4 separate regions of the Homo sapiens genome follow, and all the other regions are linked to region 3. A link is a contact called in ENCODE Hi-C or POLR2A ChIA-PET data. All regions are on one chromosome and are shown on one strand. Each heading gives the region's core, a stretch centred on a gene start or an enhancer-like site at or near the end of the contact. The rest is flanking DNA. Distances are from core to core; before and after follow the strand shown. Region 1 has its middle 21 kb from the start of SGPP1. Region 2 overlaps PPP2R5E (protein phosphatase 2 regulatory subunit B'epsilon). Region 3 holds the start of MTHFD1 (methylenetetrahydrofolate dehydrogenase, cyclohydrolase and formyltetrahydrofolate synthetase 1). Region 4 holds the start of WDR89 (WD repeat domain 89).

The links. Hi-C counts contacts between places; a loop is a spot of excess contacts on that map. ChIA-PET counts read pairs that join two places held with the same protein, here RNA polymerase II (POLR2A). Pooled maps may share reads with other maps.
Region 1: a pooled map shows a loop between it and region 3 (10-fold over the local background). The contact joins the enhancer-like site here to the promoter of MTHFD1 in region 3. A Hi-C loop is called at or near these places in 3 of 37 single-sample maps with no recorded cell type and 7 of 50 pooled maps. POLR2A ChIA-PET finds 5 or more read pairs at or near these places in 6 of 52 experiments (A549, Caco-2, HepG2 and 2 more).
Region 2: a pooled map shows a loop between it and region 3 (8-fold over the local background). The contact joins the enhancer-like site here to the promoter of MTHFD1 in region 3. A Hi-C loop is called at or near these places in 2 of 37 single-sample maps with no recorded cell type and 8 of 50 pooled maps.
Region 4: a map of B cell shows a loop between it and region 3 (24-fold over the local background). The contact joins the promoter of WDR89 here to the promoter of MTHFD1 in region 3. A Hi-C loop is called at or near these places in 4 of 168 maps with a recorded cell type or tissue (B cell, CD4-positive, alpha-beta memory T cell, CD8-positive, alpha-beta T cell and 1 more), 9 of 37 single-sample maps with no recorded cell type and 24 of 50 pooled maps. POLR2A ChIA-PET finds 5 or more read pairs at or near these places in 6 of 52 experiments (Caco-2, HepG2, MCF 10A and 3 more).

The regions. Positions count from the first base shown.
Region 1 is chr14:63,747,513-63,750,257 of GRCh38, reverse strand. No RefSeq gene overlaps it. Among named protein-coding and RNA genes, the nearest start is that of SGPP1, 21 kb to the right of the region's middle. Within about 2 kb of position 1,282, at least 6 of the 41 ENCODE cell types and tissues checked have a DNase peak (open chromatin) inside an H3K27ac peak, as active enhancers do; they include OCI-LY7, where a contact is called at or near this core.
Region 2 is chr14:63,470,039-63,473,033 of GRCh38, reverse strand. All of the region lies in intron 2 of PPP2R5E (protein phosphatase 2 regulatory subunit B'epsilon), which reads left to right. Among named protein-coding and RNA genes, the nearest start is that of PPP2R5E, 72 kb to the left of the region's middle. RefSeq lists an enhancer at 1,300-1,379. Within about 2 kb of position 1,658, at least 6 of the 41 ENCODE cell types and tissues checked have a DNase peak (open chromatin) inside an H3K27ac peak, as active enhancers do.
Region 3 is chr14:64,387,005-64,390,017 of GRCh38, reverse strand. It overlaps MTHFD1 (methylenetetrahydrofolate dehydrogenase, cyclohydrolase and formyltetrahydrofolate synthetase 1), which reads right to left and starts at 1,665. Exons shown (of 28, transcript NM_005956.4): 1 at 1,550-1,665. The coding sequence starts at 1,590. RefSeq lists enhancers at 1,813-1,902, 2,423-2,482, 2,503-2,602.
Region 4 is chr14:63,640,585-63,643,284 of GRCh38, reverse strand. WDR89 (WD repeat domain 89) reads left to right here and starts at 1,414. Exons shown (of 3, transcript NM_080666.4): 1 at 1,414-1,481. It overlaps LOC105370532 (a long non-coding RNA gene), which reads right to left and starts at 1,224. Exons shown (of 3, transcript XR_001750790.3): 1 at 1,088-1,224. RefSeq lists enhancers at 833-1,102, 1,513-1,612, 1,167-1,826.

The DNA of each region.
Region 1 (2,745 bases), core at 33-2,532, 640 kb after region 3:
AGAAAATTAGCCAGGCATGGTGGCACATACCTATAGTCCCAGCTACTCAGGAGGATCACTTGAGTCCAGGTGGTTGAGGCAGCAGTGAGCTGTAACGGTGCCATTGTACTCCAGCCTGGGCAACAGAGCAAGACCCTCCCTCAAAAAAACAAACAAAAAAATAAGTAAAAAATACAAAAAAATTAAAAATGTTCTTACTAAAAGATATTAAAGGGCCAGGCATGGTGGCTTATGCCTGTAATCCCAGCACTTTAGGAGGCTGAGGTGGGCAGATCACCTGATGTCAGGAGTTGGAGAACAGCCTGACCAATATGGAGAAACCTCATCTCTACTAAAAATACAAAATTAGCCAGGCGTGGTGGCGGGCACCTGTAATCCCAGCTACTCAGGAGGCTGAGGCAGGAGAACTGCTTGAACCCGGGAGGTGGAGGTGGCAGTGAGCCATGATAGAGATCATGCCATTGCACTCCAGCCTGGGCAACAAGAGCGAAACTCCGTCTCAAAAAAAAAAAAAAAAAAAAAAAGATATTAAACAAAATTTTGTTTTAAAAATCCAGGTGAGGTTTCTTACTAAAAGTTATTCAATAAAATAAATAAAATTAGCCATGTGTGGTGGTGAAGTGGCATCCTTATCTGGGGCAAATACCCGCTGTTACTCGTCTTGCGTCAAGAAGATTAAGGACATGAACACACACAAGGAGTTTAGGAGCAGAGGTTTAATAGGCAAAGAAAGGCCGGGAGCAGTGGCTCACGCCTGTAATCCCAGCACTTTGGGAGGCCGAGGTGTGGATCACGAGGTCGGGAGATCGAGACCATCCTGGCTAACATGGTGAAACCCCGTCTCTACTAAAAATACAAAATTTTAGCCGGGCGTGGTGGCAGGCGCCTGTAGTCCCAGCTACTCCGGAGGCTGAGGCAGGAGAATGGCCTGAACCCGGGAGGCGGAGCTTGCAGTGAGCCGAGATCGCACCACTGCCCTCCAGCCTGGGCGGCAGAGCGAGACTCCGTCTCAAAAATAAAAATAAATAAATAAATAAATAGATAAAGAAAGAGAAAGGAGAACAGCTCTGTCTCTTGCAAGAGACAGGAGCCCCCGAATGGGAATTCTGGGCTGGAATGGGAGTGCACCGGATTTTATAGGCAGGCTGAAGGAGGCAGTGTCCGATTTACATAACCACAGATTGGTTATACCAGGTGTGATGTTTACATAGAGCATGGGGAAGGCTGGCCAATGCACCCTAATCTTATTATGCAAATGGACTTTCCACTTGGCCGGCGCCGTGTTGTCCGCTCCTTGCTGCACACGTGACTGGCAAAGAGAAGGGAACATGGAGCCACTGTTCTGAACATGCCTAGTCCCCGGTAGCCTTTTCCTATTGGCACAGCTGCTGGCATTCACCTGTGCAAGCTTCTAGCTTGCTTGTCTATGTCTGCAGCTCAATTTTACAGGCTGCTGTTTGTTAGAAAAGAAAATTATTTTGGGGCTGCCTTTTTTTTTTTTTTTTTTTTTTTTGAGATGGAGTTTTGCCCTTATTGCCTGGGCTGGAGTGCAGTGGTGCAATCTCGTCTCACTTCAACCTCAGCCTCCCGGGTTCAAGCGATTCTCCTACCTCAGCCTCCGGAGTAGCTGGGATTACAGGCATGTGCCACCAAGCCTGGCCAAGTTTTTGTATTTTTAGTAGAGACGGGTTTTCTCCACATTGGTCAGGCTGGTCTCAAACCCCCGACCTCAGATGATCCGCCCGCCTCGGCCTCCCAGAGTGCTGGGATTACAAGTGTGAGCCACCGCGCCCGGCAGGGCTGCTTTTCATTAAAAGGAAAACCTTACGGAGGACTTCCTTACCCCCATTATCTGCCTAAATAATTCCTTTTTAACTCCTGCATCAGTGGTGCACACCTGTGGTTCCAATTACTTGGGAGGCTGAGGTAGGAGGATTACTTGGGCCCAAGAGCTCATGGCTGCAGCTGAGACTCTGTCTCAAAAAAAAAAAAAAAACAAAAAAAAGAAGAAGAAGAAAAAAATAACATCTTTTTCTAGTCTTAAGTTGAGAAACCTCTAAGGTTGCTTCCCCTTGTTATCCTAAGTTAGTAACATTAAAACTACAGTTTTCAAACTGCTGATTTGAAGCATATCTTCCGTTTGCATAACCTAAGTTCTTCTACTTGCGGTATACTTTTCAGCAACAATTTTAGCATATGGCAACCACTTCTGTTCCATAAACGTAAAAATACTAGAGTCCTTGTCCTATCACTGAATGTGGGTGTGTCAGAGTGAATGATGACACCTGGGTGTTGAAATGAAACTCAAATAGTGTTGCCATTGACACCCAAAGAATACTAACACTTTTATTCCTTAATGGGAATCTGAGTAGAAAATAATGCCATTTTATTTGATAATGTTGAACTTAACCTGAAGGTTAGGAAATCCCTTCATCTTTTTGTGTTCTAAAAAAATAGCTACTCCCCCATATGAGTTAGATAAGACTCAGGGATGCCTACCTTGTTTAGCTATGACAGTGCCAGACACAGGCTGTCCAAATCTCCATTCCTCTCCTCACAAATAACTAGCTGAAATGTTTTGTCCTCACTGTATCAACAGAAACAAAAAGTGTTTATTTCAGCCTGGCCAACATGGTGAACCCCCCCGTCTCTCCTAAAAATACAAAAATTAGCCAGGCATGATGGCACGCCTGTAATCTCAGCTACTCTGGAGGCTGAGACAGGAGAATCACTTGAACCTGGGAG
Region 2 (2,995 bases), core at 409-2,908, 920 kb after region 3:
CTTCTTTTTCTTCTATTCTTCCACGGCCATCAACTTCGTATAAGCCCTCATAACTCTTCATACTTGGTTCTGATGACATTGTTTTTGGCTAATTTGATTGCCTCCCTTCAGCCCCCGCTAAAACACTTCTCATTATGTTTGCTCCTGTCCCACATTTCTGTGTTGTCAGCCACATGAAACCCAGGTTACCCTGCAGTTTGTAAAGTCCTTTCTGGCCAGGTATGTCCTCATTCCTCCCTCTCATTTCCCACTCTTTCTAGTCACCTGTCTTCCATGCCCTAGACATGCATATCTTCTTATAATTTCTCCCATAATGTGCTCACTCTCACCTCTGTGCTGTTCTTGTCTAAAATATCTTCCACCTTTCCTTTGTTTATTCCTTGTTCTATTCATGCTTCCTTTCTGTCCCATCACTAGCTGAAAGCAATTCAACCTAACTGGCTTTCTAATTGACCTTAGGCTGTGCTGGTGATAATACAGGTTTGAACTCTCAGTTAGACTCCAAATCATATGCAAGTTCAACAAATGTCAGGTGTTCAAAACAAAATGAAACAACCAAACTTCTGTGTCATTACATTTTCCTGAACAGTAAATTAAATCCAAACAAGGTTGAAGTCTTGAAGTAAGCCAGCTTTAGTGCAAAGGAGAAGGCTGGAAGGTTAGAGAAGACTTTGAATCATCTTTTGAGAGACTTAACACTAATGTAAAGGGGTCCTTTATTTTATTTTTTTTTGAGATGGAGATTCACTCTTGTCACCCAGGCTGGAGTGAAATGGCGTGATCTCAGCTCATTTCAACCTCCGCCTCCTGGGTTCAGCCGATTCTCCTGCCTCAGCCTCCTGAGTAGCTGGGATTACAGGCGCCTGTCACCATGCCCGATTAATTTTTGTATTTTTGGTAGAGATGGGGTTTTGCCATGTTGGCCAGGTTGGCCTTGAACATCTGACTCAGGTGATCCACCTGCCTTGGCCTCCAACAGTGCTGGGATGACAGGCATGAGTCACTGTGCCCAGCCTAAGGGGGCTTTTAAATATTAACAGAAATAACAGGCCAGCTGGAGAATCTTTCTAACCCTTGGTAGTTGCATTTTGCTTGGTACAAAGAGGAGATAGATGACAGAATGCTTGTCTTCCTCAATCTATGTTAAAGAGTCTGTTAGGAAGATTAGGAAGATTAACCCTTCCAGATGGTCCCTCCAGTGTACGTTGTAGATATTAGATGAAAACAAAAATGATCAGTAGTGATAAGCCAGCTCTCATTAGTCTTTAGCAGAGGTGGGATAGTGTACAGGTGCCAGATTGTGGAGGTCTGAAGCTCAGCAGGGCCCCCTTTCCAGCTGTGTGATGGTGGGCAAGTTGCTAAATATCTTTGGGCCAATTTTTATATGTAAAAATAAGGTTGGTAATACCTACCTCACAGCATTGTAGAAAGGATTAAAGGAGTTAATACATGTAAACTCCTTATAATAGTGACTGCCACAGAGTAAGTGCTTACTAAGTTTTTACTATTATTATGTATACATGATATGACTGGGAAGGGATGACTCATTCAAGATTTTCAGAAACTATTTATTGTGAAACAGGAAATGGCTCTTTAGAATGCGTATCTTTTTCTAATACCTGACCTGTCTTCAGTGACTCTTGTTTATTTTGGGTTATTCATTCATTAATTAACAAGTGTATTTTGACATTGCTTATAGTCAAGATCCTGAAAGAGTGTATTGTCTGTAGGAGATCATGATATTTTCAATAGAGGATAGATTCTGAAAACTTGTGAGAGTTGTATGAATGAGGTTCTTCTGGCCCATCTGGGTCTATGAACAATCTATACATAAGACATCTGGTTTTATCAGAAATTTGAAACTTACGCATTTTTATGTGTACTCTCCATTCTCAAAGAGAGCCTGGTGCGTGTTTTTGCAGATTTATGTAATATGAGAGTTTCTGGAATCTAGATGAATGTCATTCAGAGTGGTCTCTCTTGAACTTGCCCCACTTGGCTTTTTTCAAAGAAATGTTGTCATCTGCATGCTATGCTTGCTTTGGACTTCAGGGTGGGGTAAAAAATGGCTCAGAAGCTATTGCTTGGTCACCTTTGTAATATCAGGGTGCATTAATGGTACAAGCAAGCAATGTAGATTGTCAAAATTTCAGAATTAGACATTTTATCTTTTTATTAGGATGCTGTAATTTTTTTTTTTTTTTTGTAGAGACGGAGGTCTTTCTGTGTTGATCTTCCCACCTCAACCTCCAAAAGTGTTGGGATTATAGGTGTGAGCCATTGTGCTCAGCCACGTTTTTTTTTTTTTTTAATCTGTTGATAAAGGCTTGTTTTTATGATCCTGTGAAAGTAGATTAGGTGTCAATAGAGTCTTCAGATAATTTGCTTGTTTTATGCTGGAAATTCCTATTAAAATTATGCAATTGGATGAAGCCATTTTGTTATTGTCACTATGAAGTATTTTTTAATAATATAAATATGTTCTTCCTAGAGATAACCCCTTAACCCTTTAGTAGACAGGATAATCAATCACCACATTATCAGAGGGCAAGTCGGTTTTTTTTTTTTTTTAAACTTATGGAAAGGTTATGAGTGCAGAGTGTGATTGTGGAATACTGTGTGCCTTGGGGTTGGAACTGGGCTATAAGTAGGGAGGTAGGAGGCTGGATGCAGGGGCTCACACTTGTAATCCCAGCACTTTGGGAGGTCCAGGCGGCAAGGATCCCTTGAGCCTAGGAGTTCAAGACCACCCTGGGTAACATAGTGAAGCACTGTCTTTACAAAAACTACAAAAATTAGCTAGGTGTGGTGGTGCATGCCTGTAATCCCAGCCACTTGGGAGGCTGAAATGGGAGGATTGCTTCAGCCAGGGAGGTCGAGGCTACAGTGTGCTGTGACTGTGCCACTGCACTCTAGCGTGGGTGACAGAGTGAGACCTTGTCTCAAAAAAAGTGGGGGGTGTGGGGAGGTAGGAGATGAGGAGGACAAAAATCAT
Region 3 (3,013 bases), core at 416-2,915:
TGATAAACATATTTAATTTGCTCTCCAATTAACGAAAGTATATTCAGTGAGCACCTATTCTCAGTACTGGCCCAGATGCATTATTATTGTACTAAATTATCTGCACTATTATTATGCACTAAATTATCTCTTCACAATCAGTCTTTCTAAAAGGAAGATTTTTATATTAAAACAAAAAGCCACTGGAAAAGGAAGTAAGTTTGAATACAAGCAAACAAAAACAGAAAGTAAAGCAGAAATACAGTTTAGCAAGCCACATGTTGAAAAGCACTAAGCAGTAAGTATTGTGATTTCTTTTTTTTTTTTTCTTAGACGGAGTTTCGCTCTTGTTGCCCAGGCTGGAGTGCAATGGCGCATCTCAGCTCACTGCAACCTCTGCCCCCCAGGTTCAAGTGATTCTCCTGCCTCAGCCTCCCAAGTAGCTGGGATTACAGATGCCTGCCACCACACTCGGCTAATTTTTTGTATTTTTAGTAGAGATGGGGTTTCACCATTTTGGATAGGCTGGTCTTGAACTCCAGACCTCAGGTGATCCACCCACCTCGGCCTCCCAAAGTGCTGGGATTACAGGCATGAGCCACTGGGCCCGGACTTTTCACCACCGATGACTTTGTAATTCACTCAAAAACCTATTACAAAGTTAGGAGTTACAGGACAATTACAATTTAGTAACTGCTGTGGCTGGCAACAGTTACTTACATAACGGGTGATGTGAAAGGTCCCAAGAGCAAACTCAGTAAGGTCACACAGAATATATCTTTCCCTCCTTCATCTACTAGAGGGAATATATTTTTCCCTCTTCCTTCTACTCTCATTTTTCCTCACCAGTCACCTCCCAGACAAAAAGCAGCCAGTGTTACTTCCTGGGAGTAAAGCTGGCAACGATACCCACTAATTAAGCATTCAGATGTCCCGCAAGGGTAGAACAGGCAGAGGTCAAGTGGAATGCAGAATATTCTCAGGACTCAGGAGCCAAATTACGTTTCAAGTAACTCTAGGACCAGGGCAGAGAGATGGCTGTTAGAGAGAAGCACGAGATTGAAGAGAAAGGAAAAATGTATTAGATTTCACTTAGCGTATGATAAGACTATGGTATAGTGGGAAAAGCTATGAGCTGGAAGGACCCTCTGTCATTATCAGCCTTGTAGTCTTGTCAAGCCTTGTCACCTCACTAGTCTCCATCTACTCACCTCCAAATTAACGGGAATTAAGTAGATTGGATTTCTGAGTTCTGACTAGGGGGGCTCCAGGAAGCCGCAACTACCCACTCTCCCGGCAGAAAGTCACCAGCAGCTGCGCGTTTGGGAGCATAGTCGGCACAGGACTTTTCCCCGAAGCACAGGAGCCAGCGGCTACAGCCACTAGGCAGTCCACTTGCAAACGCAGGTTGTGCCCGGGTTCTCTTTCTTTGGCTGCAGGTCTTCAGGTGTTATGGGCCTAACTCTTCCGCTACAAGTGTCCCTCCCGCAAAAAATGGGTCCGGGGGACCTGCACACCCTCAGAGCCCTCGTCCACAGCCCCACACTCAACAACAATGTCAGGTGCTTACGCGGAGATCTCCTTCCCGTTCAGGATTTCTGCTGGCGCCATGGCCTTTATTAGTCCGCTGCCCACGATGGACACCACCAATATCGAGGTTCCACTCCCTCCGCAGCCAAGCAGGACAACCCAACCCACGTGCTTAGGGACTGGCCAGGGGATCACACTACTGCGCCTGCGCCCCTGCCCGCTTCTCCCCCTGCAGACGCGGTGGCGCATGCGCAGTTCGGAAGGACCCGAGTCCCTTAACTAACCGAGAGCTAACAGGTCGGGGACTGCGGGACGGAAGAGGGAGGGGAAGATGAAGAAAATCGGTGATGAATGGCTGGCGGAAATGATTGGCGGAAAGAAAGAGCCAGTTCACAGTGCGCCTTTGTATTCGGCGGGAAACCCGGCCGAAGAGGGAGCTGGAAAGGACTCCGGAATCCGGCCGTAATTCCAGCCAATCAGGGAGTAGAGTTGCGGGGCGGGGTTGGGGCGGGGCAGTCTCGCGGGAGATAGTTTCGCGGGTTCGGGAGGCGAGTCTCCGGTTTCCGCCCAGTCTCTGGGGACGCGGTGGCGGGGTCTGAATCGCCTGGCTTCCAGGGAGTTTTGGGCGGGTCCCCGCACGGGAGCGTGGCAGGCGCTGGACTCGACAGCAGATGTGGAACTGGAGAGCTTGGCGCGCCCTCATACTTTGTCACACACCTACGCCACCAGACTGGGGTCGGGCCCCTCCGCGTTCTGCTCTGGAGGGCCTGGGTCTGGGCCCAGCATAGCGCTTTTAGAATCTCCTCAGCTGAATCTGACGCTCAGCCGTAGGTGAAGCTTAGCCCGCTGTTTCAGGCCCCGCCGATCTGGAAGGAGTGTCAGAGCTGGAGCGCGCGTGGCCTCATCGGTGTTGGGGTCACCCCGGGGTTGCCAGGGCTCATGGAGGGTCGTAGTCTGGATTTTGTCACCCCCACGTCCCCGCCCCGCAGCAAGTCTGGGGTTGGAGAACTCACGCGGTCTTCGTAAGCTACATGCCAGTTGACCCTCGAGGAGGGATGCTCCCTCCCCTTAAGCGTCCACGCTGGAGAAGGAGTAAGATGGACAATTGCCTGGGGAGCCTGACAGGGCGGTGGCAGCTGGGATGCTGGAGAGGACTGGCCCCTTGTGTTACTGAGTCCAAGGAATATGCTTGCTCTGCTCTAGGAACCGCGTTCAGGTTACAGTCATCCCAGTAGAGTCCTGAAGATGCGTGGTTCAGGTCACTTAGGACTTGACCAGATACCGGGTTTCTTTTACAAGCCGTTTACTACTGGCAGAGCTCATCTAAAACTTTTTTTGTTTGTTTGTTTGAGACGGAGTCTCATTCTGTCGCCCAGGCTGGAGTGCAGTGGCACGATTTTGGCTCACTGCAACCTCCGCTTCCCGGGTTCAAGCAGTTCTCTGCCTCAGCCTCCCGAGTAGCTGGGATTACAGGCACCACCTAATTAGCCCGCCACCACGCCCG
Region 4 (2,700 bases), core at 165-2,664, 750 kb after region 3:
AGTATTACATACATCCGAAATCATGTTTTTTTCTTCTACAGTCGAAAGTTTGTATTACATGTAAAATAGGAAAAAAATATTAAAATTTTTCGAAAGCGAAAAGTCTACTCAGCAAGTTTTTGGTATTTATTAATGGTTTTACTTTTGCTAGACACAAAAATGAAATACCGCTAAATTAGCTCACAGAAGAGTTCAGGATTCTATAGACTCAGGAAAAGCCTGTCCTAAAACTGTTTTAATAAAGGCTGAAAATAGACACTATAATACAGTCTTTAATAATATACAATGTGTATTCCTCCTGATGGTGGTCTTGCTTGACATTTTAAGCATAGCCCTATTTTCCTGTGAAGATAGCAGCCAGTTCTGCTTCATGTCATAACAACACTTGATTCATGTAAGCAGCTGCTACCTATGCCATCACAGTACACATAATTGCTAAATGTAGGGTTCAAATAATCGTAAATGGACACTAATATGAAAATCAGACTGTTTTGTTGTAACAGCAAAAGTTTTAGAAACAAATAATTTTAGTATCTACTTAGTACAGTAAGCATGAACATATAGTATACAGCTAGGCACAGCAGTAAATTGTTGGAAACACTAACATTTATTGTTTACGAACATACATGCAGTGTTTACACATTTCTTAAATGTTGTCTTTAATGCTGCTGATAAACGAAAGGATAAAAAGTCCAACAAACCACAATAAATGTCAATGGGTGTTATTAACAACATGAAAGAACTCAGTAGCAACAACCACATTTAAAGCTACAGGACTCGAAAGTTCCGGACTACAAATCCCAGAGTTCCCTAGAGCCCAGGCGGAGCTACCTTCAAACTGATCGCTTTTTCACCCAATGACAGCCAGAGAATCCCTAAACCACATTCAGCCCGGCCTGAAGGGCTGGTTTCTTCGCGTGAAAACAATAAGGTATTACGTAGACTTTCTGAACACGAGTGGTAGTTTCAGGGCCTGAGTCTAACTACTAAATTATTTCTCCCCGCATTAGTCTCCTAGTCATCTTAATAACTCTCTACCCAACTCTGGCTCGGTGGAAACTCGGAACGTCTAAATGCTGAAACTCACGTAAATCAGTACCAGCGGATGCATCCAGTCAGCCACGAGGAAGGCGGAATCCGCCTTATTCTTGCCCTTTATTGGCCACGCATCCCACCAATGGGGCCATTAAACTTCCGCTAACGCAGCGTACGGCGTGGTGGTGTGAGCGTTGTACGTACGCTGGGTCTACGAAGGGGCAGGCGTTCTGCTTTCGTCCAATCGGAAGCTAGCAAGAATTCCCCGGGCCGCTATGCCCCACTTCTTTCGCGTCGCGTTACGGGCCGCCTCTCTGCAGCCGACCAATCCTCTTGATTTTCTTGTGCGCATTACCCAATCAGAGAGGTCGAGGCGGGGTTCCACTTGACCGCTCTAAGCCGCCGCGCAGCCTGCGTTTTCTCCGGTACAGGTTGAGGCTACTAAGGTACATTTTGCTGGGCCAGGCTGGGCGGGTCCCCGGGATGGGCAGCCCTCTCGACGAGCGGCGACGCCGTGGTTGAGTCTAGAAAGCTAGAGTTGCTGGACAGCTATCGCGGGAGCGCGGAGGGAAGTGGGAGGTCTGGACGGAGTGTGCACGTGTTGGCAGTCTCGCTCCGCCGTCGGAGCCACCAGGTCAAACCTGTGCTGGCCCTGGCCAAAGAAACTTCTGCGGGTCAGGCTGCTGTTGCCGGTGCAGTTCCCAGTACTTCCTCTGGGGCGTTTTTCAATAAAAGCCAAACGCCCTTGCTCATTTTCAGGGAAAGACCTGTTTCCTCCTGCTCTTTCCTCTCCACGGATACTCTCCCCACCACTAAAAGGGTTTAGTATAATCCTTTTGTAGGCCAGAAAGCAGATTTTCACTTGGGAAGAGACGACCCGTAGTATGGGATGTGGTATGATACCAGCAACTGGTCTATTATATCATTTAAACCACATGGCTATCTAAAGAGGTAGGTACTGTGAGTGTTCTCATTTTCACGCGAAGCAGTGTTAGACATTACTCATTCTTGTGTTTTCTTTAGCTTGTCTCTGACAAATTGTGGCATTCAGCTTCCATGGATGTAAAATTAAAAGATGGTATAATTTGTAAAATGTTGCTCCTGTTTTCTTTTTTGTTTTTCTTTTTCTTTTTCTTTTTTTTTTTTTTTTTTGAGATGGAGTCTCAGGCTGTCGCGCAGGCTGGAGTGCAGTGGGGCGATCTCGGCTTACTGCAACCTCCGCCCCCCGGGTTCAAGCGATTCTCCAGCCTCAGCCTCCCGAGTAGCCGGGATTATAGGCGCCTGGCACCACGCCCGGCTAATTTTTGTATTTTTAGTAGAGACGGGATTTCACCATACTGGTCAGGCCGGTCTCGAACTCCTGACTTCAGGTGATCCACTCGCCTCTGCCTCCCAAAGTGCTGGGATTACAGGCGTGAGCCACCGTGCCCGGCCGTTTTCTTTATTAATTTGAAATTATTTAAAGTCAATAAAAGCCTGGGCGCGGTGGCTCACGCCAGTAATCCCAGCACTTTGGGAGGCCGAGGCGGGCGGATCACGAGGTCAGGAGTTCGAGACCAGCCTGGTCAACATGGTGAAACCCCCGTCTCTACTACGAATGCAAAAATGTGGCGGGCGCCTGTAGTCCCAGCTACTCGGGAGGCTGAGGCAGGAGAATCGCTTGAA